2 separate regions of the Homo sapiens genome follow, and region 1 is linked to region 2. A link is an interaction called in ENCODE POLR2A ChIA-PET data of the cell type or tissue named here. Cell type or tissue: PC-3. All regions are shown on one strand. Each heading gives the region's core, and the rest is flanking DNA. Links, peaks and the distances in the headings are about the cores only. Region 1 overlaps SCHLAP1 (SWI/SNF complex antagonist associated with prostate cancer 1). Region 2 has its middle 170 kb from the start of SCHLAP1.

What was found. Peaks named below come from ENCODE experiments on the same cell type or tissue, not always from the same donor. Only the 100,000 strongest peaks of a DNase experiment are listed, where the experiment ranks them.
Region 1: POLR2A ChIA-PET joins it to region 2 with 7 read pairs; 3 of 35 experiments call an interaction of 5 or more read pairs at or near these places.

What each region holds. Positions count from the first base shown.
Region 1 is chr2:180,713,282-180,716,203 of GRCh38, reverse strand. All of the region lies in intron 1 of SCHLAP1 (SWI/SNF complex antagonist associated with prostate cancer 1), which reads right to left. Among named protein-coding and RNA genes, the nearest start is that of SCHLAP1, 23 kb to the right of the region's middle. In PC-3, for the core only: no CTCF peak of the experiment used is centred there; no DNase peak of the experiment used is centred there; H3K27ac peaks cover 1,349 bases.
Region 2 is chr2:180,522,479-180,525,400 of GRCh38, reverse strand. No RefSeq gene overlaps it. Among named protein-coding and RNA genes, the nearest start is that of SCHLAP1, 170 kb to the left of the region's middle. In PC-3, for the core only: no CTCF peak of the experiment used is centred there; a DNase peak (open chromatin) is centred at 1,260; H3K4me3 peaks cover 542 bases; H3K27ac peaks cover 2,500 bases.

The DNA.
Region 1 (2,922 bases), core at 98-2,597, 190 kb before region 2:
ACCAGGTCCCTCCCACAACACGTGGGAATTATGGGAGCTACAATTAAAGATGAGATTTAGGTGGGGACGCAGCCAAACCATATGAGAATACACCTAGCTCCCTTGTTTCCTCTTAAACATTTTGTTTTCCTCCTCAGTCCCTTAAATTTAAATATTTGAACAATACAACAAAATTAAAGTGACTGAGACAAGGTAGATAATCAATAAATATAATTCCCCCTGCTTCTGTTCCTTTATCCCCTTTTCTGGAACCTTACACTTGCAAGCTTTATCGTGGATGCCCAGATCTCCAAGGGTGCTATTCTGCAGGGTTTGGGGATTGCAACACAATAGAGGTCTCCACTTATTTCCTCCTCACCCTCAGAACTTGCATGGCTCTGGTAGTCATTAAAAATGTTCAGACATTCTACTTCTCTGCCTCCCAGGTATATCTGTCTCCTTGTGGTTGAATAAGTTCACATGACTGATTCTGGTCACTGAGTTGGGAGTATAAGTAAGGATTATCTCTTCTAGGCCAAGGTGTTGAATTACTAGTGCAAGATTCTTTAGGGTACTTTTGTTCTAGGCTCTAGTGTCCAACAATATTTGAGATAGTGGCTACCCTACTAGCCTGGATTCCTAGCCTGTGAAGAGATACATAGAAGAGACCCAGCTCACCTGCAAAGGACATGGAATGAAAGTGAGAGATAAACCATTGTTTTCAGAAGCCAATAAATTTGGGGGACATATTTTCCTTTAGCATAGCTGAGTTATAGCCTGAATAATGCATTGTCTCATACTTCACCCCCCTCATTAGGATAAGTTAAAATTTAGACTCGTTGAAGGCAAAGACTTTATCTATGCTGTGATGTTCTTTTATGTATACTCAGTGCCTGTGCAGAGCCTAGAGCATGGGGCAATAATCACTCAATAAATATTTGTTTACTCTAAAAATAAATGAAACACTCTACTGTTGTCATGGTGACAATAAGAGGTTAACAAATGTGGTTATTCATGCACATGAATTACAACCCTATTAGCTAAATAAGTCATAGGTTTTTGTTCCCAATACTACTTAATGGTGATTACAGATACATTGGAGGGCTGGCTGGAGATGATTCCAGTTAGATCAGTTTTCTGGGCTCTTTCAGAAAATGTCACTTGGGCAGCTACCTGAATGGCCTCATGAATAGAAAGGCTCTAAATCTACTTAAGACTAGGTATGAGTTATTGAGAGGGCTAATTGATACAACTGAGAGGACAAGAGAAAGAGCCAGAGAGTGCCTTGACAACTGTGTTAATAAGCCTAGCTTATCAACCTATCACCCTATATGTAGTTAAATCTCAGAACAACTTAACTATAACTTAGTTGAATTTTTGGAGAGATTCTAGCTGTGAATTATAAAGGACATTTCTTTTTTTAAAAAAAGAAAAAGGAAATAAAATTTTGCTTAATAGTAAACAAAATAGGTTTATTTATCTTGTCACTTTGGAATTTACTTCTTCTAAATAATTCCTAAAAAGCTTGCAAATAGGAAGATTTTATAGAATGACACCCTGCTCTGTGATTATATTCCCTGAGTACTAAAAGCAGTTCATAACAAAAGTATCAACATCTTCTGTTAAGAACTGTGTTGGCAATTCTGTGGCACGCTGGTGCCCAAAGAGGGAAGCTAAAAATATGGGTGAACGTTTCTCAGAGGCTGATTCAGGTTGTAAGAGCTGGATCCTGAGACTCATCCAATTACAACATAGAAAGGTCCTGTCAAATGAGCTTCAGCCAGGCCATCTAGGGTGGGTGAGGGTAGCATTAATGCATAGGGGCAATAATCAGTGCTTAAACAGGTAGGTGGTGATGTTGGGTGTTAAGTAGTGCCTTGCTTTGTATCTAAACAGCGACCCTGGGTTTGTCATAAATAGCTCTTATTATTTTGAAGTATGTTTCTTCAATTCCTAGTTTACTGAGAGCTTTTAACATAAAGGGATGTTGAATTTTGTCAAAAGCCTTTCTGAAGCTATTGAGATAATCATGTGGTTTTTGTATTTAGTTATATTTGTGTGATGAATCACACTTACTGATTTGCATATTTTGAACCAACCCTGCATCCTGGCGATGAAGCCTACTTGATGGTGGTAGATTCAATTTTGACGGGCTGCTAGATTGTTTGCCAGTATTTTGTTGGGGATTTTTGCATCAATGTTCATCAAGTATATTGGCCTGAAGTTTTCATTTATTGTTGTGTCTCTGCCAAAATTTGGTATCAGCATGGTGCTGGCCTCATAGAATGAGTTGGGGAGTCCCTCTTCCTCATTTTTTTGGAATAGTATTAGTAGAAATGGTACCAGCTCTTCTTTGTATGTTTGGTAGGATTCAGCTGTGAATCCAGCTGGTCATGGGATTTTTTTGGTTAGTAGGTATATTAGTTTGTTTTCATACTGCTGATAAAGACATACCCGAGACTGAGGAAAGAGGTTTAATTGGACTTACAGTTCTACATGGCTGGGGAAGCCTTATAATGATGGCAGAAGATGAAAGGCTCATCTCACATGGCGCAGACAAGAGAAGAGGGCTTGTGCAGAAAAACTCCCCCTTATAATAACCATCAGATCTCGTGAGACTTACTATCGCGAGTACCGCATGGGAAAGACCTGCCCCCATGATTCAAATACCTCCCACTGGGCCCATCCCACAACACGTGGGAATTCAAAATGAGATTTGTGTGGGGACACAGCCAAACCATATCAGTAGGCTATGTATTATTGATTCACTTTTGGAGCTCATTATTGGTCTATTCATGGAATCAATTTCTTCCTGGTTCAGTCTTGGGAGGGTATATGTGTCCAAGACTTTAGCCATCTCTTGTAGTTCTCCTAGCTTGTGTGCATAGCCACAGCCAATATTATACTGAATGGGGAAAAGCTAGAAGCATTCCTCTTGAAAAC
Region 2 (2,922 bases), core at 226-2,725:
CAAGAATAGAAACTCCGCTAGGGCAGAGACTTTTTGTTCATTGCAATATCTCAATCATCCAGAACAGTGTCTGTCATTTTGTAGACAGTAATATTTTGTTGAATGAATAAATTAATGATCATATTAATAGCCATATACCCCAATCCAATACCAACTTCAGTGTACCTATCTTGAACACTTAAAGAGTCACGATGAATCAATCACTTCAAAAACTACCACTGTTTCTCACTCATTCATTCTTTTGACAAAATATTATTTATTACCTACTACGTGCCAAGACTTTTATAAGCACTGGAGATATAATAGTAAGCAAAACAGCTAAATTTATACCATAAAATGTATATTCTACTGGAAAAAACAGACAATACATAAACAAGAATATCTGTTATAATGCTGGGTAAAGATAAGAACTATGAAGACAAATGAGGGAGGTTAAGGGGTTGCATATCCTCCAGGGGTGCTATTTGAGAAGACTTGGTGAGGGAAGCCCTTTCTGATGAGGGGGCATTTGAGTAGAGCCCTGAGTGACATGTGAGAGTGAGCCAAGAGAGGATCTGGGGAAGAGCTGCCAGATGAAAACTATGGGATAAACCAGATGGGCGGAGAGGCTGGCATATTGAAGCAAAAAAAGGCCAGGGCCATAGGAGCAGAGGCCCAGAAAGGGCGAGAGGAGAGGGCAGCCAAGGGCAGATTTTCTAGAGTCCTTGGATATTATTCTCAGCATGCTGGGAAGGCATTTGAGAGTACTCAGCAGGGGAGTAACTAGATCTGACTTATCTTTTACAAAAAAGGCTCACTCTGACTGTTGTGTAGATTGAAAGAGGGCAAGTGTGGAAGCTAGAAAAAGCACAGAGCCTTACAATGGATAATTATTCTTAGCAGTTGTGAGATACTACTAGGAGCTCCTTGGTAATATTTAGGAGTTGGGATATGAAACCCAGGTGGCCAATTACCCAGGTAAATATGGGAGCAGAACACCATGGTGATTTGATCCTCTAAGCCTCACCATCACAGTCATTTAGGCAGCTCAAATTAGAAGTCCAGGATTCAAAACACCTATGGCTTATCATCCCTAATATTGAAAAAGGAGAATAAAAAATCCACAGCAAGAAATGAAGTATTTTTCAATCCTTCAACTACAAAAAGAGAAAAATTTGATCAGCAGAAACAACACATGAAATTAACCGCCCAGGTCCACCCATTCCCTAGGGAAATATGTGGCCAGATTGGCCCCATTAGTCATGTATAATCACATAAATAAGACATTCATGCAGGAAGTCACCCTTCACCCCAAAGGAACAGTTAGATGAGTAACAGCATTGGTCACTACAGAAATCCATTTTTTCTTTCACTGTCCTAATACACAGTTTTCTTCTTTCTCCTTACTATTTCCTGTGTTAAATATAAGTGTCCGAGGTTGTTTAATAATAAAAAAAAATACCGTGAAACTCTGCTTCAACTATTCTAATTTATTCCCCTACAGTTAAACGTCTGGTATTTTAAATCTATGTCATTTATTTACTTGTGGTGTAATCATATTGACTGTGACCTAGAGAGGAACGGATAAGTTAATGAAATGCAGAAGTACCGTAGACTCACAAGACCATGACTACTGAAAGGGGTGGTGTTTATGTTTTTGCCCAAATTATGATTTGCAGCCTCTACCTGGCTGAAATTCCATGTAGTATCCCCTCTCCAAGTGTTTCTGATTATTTCTAGAAGGGCTTGTTGATCTCTTAAGACTGGAAAGCTTATTTTAGTAATAGGCTTCCTTGCTTCTGGGAAACTCATTCCCTGTGGATAGTGGGGTAGAGAGGAGTATAGTACAGCAACTACAAACTCAGGCTCTGAATTCAGACTCGCTGGATTTGAATCCTAGTTTTGTCACTCATAGCTACATGGCACTGCACAAGTTACTCAATCTCTGTATCCATTTCCTGATTTATAAAGCAGAAATAATACTACCTCCCTACCTCTCTAGTAATTACGACCTCATTGTAATGTTACCAGGAATAGTTGAGATACAAGCTGAGTATCCCTAATCTGAAATGCTTGGAACCAGAAGTGTTTCAAATTTGGATTTTTTTTTGAATTTTGGGATATTTGCATTATTTTAACCATTTGAGCATCCCAAATTTGAAAATCAGAAATTTGAAATGTTCCGGTGAGCATTTCCTTTGAGCATCATGTCAGTACTCAGAAAGTTTCAGATTTTGGAGCATTTCAGATTTCACGTTTCCAGATTAGGGGTACTCAAAACCTGTATCTATAAAACTTTTACAACAGTGTTTGACATCCGAAAAATGATGGGCAAATATTGTCAGCCATTAGTGTTGTGTCAGGGAGGGCAGTTGATTTCTGCCTATTACTCCTGTTGATGGTGCCATTTTGAGAATGACAATGTCTAGGCCAAGTATCCTGTATACAGGTGTTCCCAAAGCTACCCTTGGTTAGTGTTAAATTCTGGACAGAGGCAGGAAGATTAGCTATCCTTTAAACTCTTGGTCAGGTCTTGTCTCCTGGGCCCCAAACAGAACTACTTAGATCTATCATCTTATCAAGTTTCCGGCCAGTGGTGAACAGTTCTGTTTGTTTCTAATTCTCTCCTCCATTTATGAGAATTCAAATCCAAACCTTGTGCCTAGACAGTTAAAGGAGTTGTTTTCAGCCTAACCACTGTTCCCACAGAGAACAGACCTCATACCATCCTCTTCTTTCTCCTATTGGTTTTTACTTTTAGCTAAAACCATCCCCCCTCCCTTAGTTGGTAAACAAATGCTTCTATACATAACCTTAGAACATGCAGAAGGAATGAGGGAGAGGAATATTTTCTACACTGTCAGTGTCTGGATCTAGTTCAGCCGGGTAATTATGCCCTATTATCGATGTTGGAGTTTTATCTCCCTGGTGGGGTCAGACTTA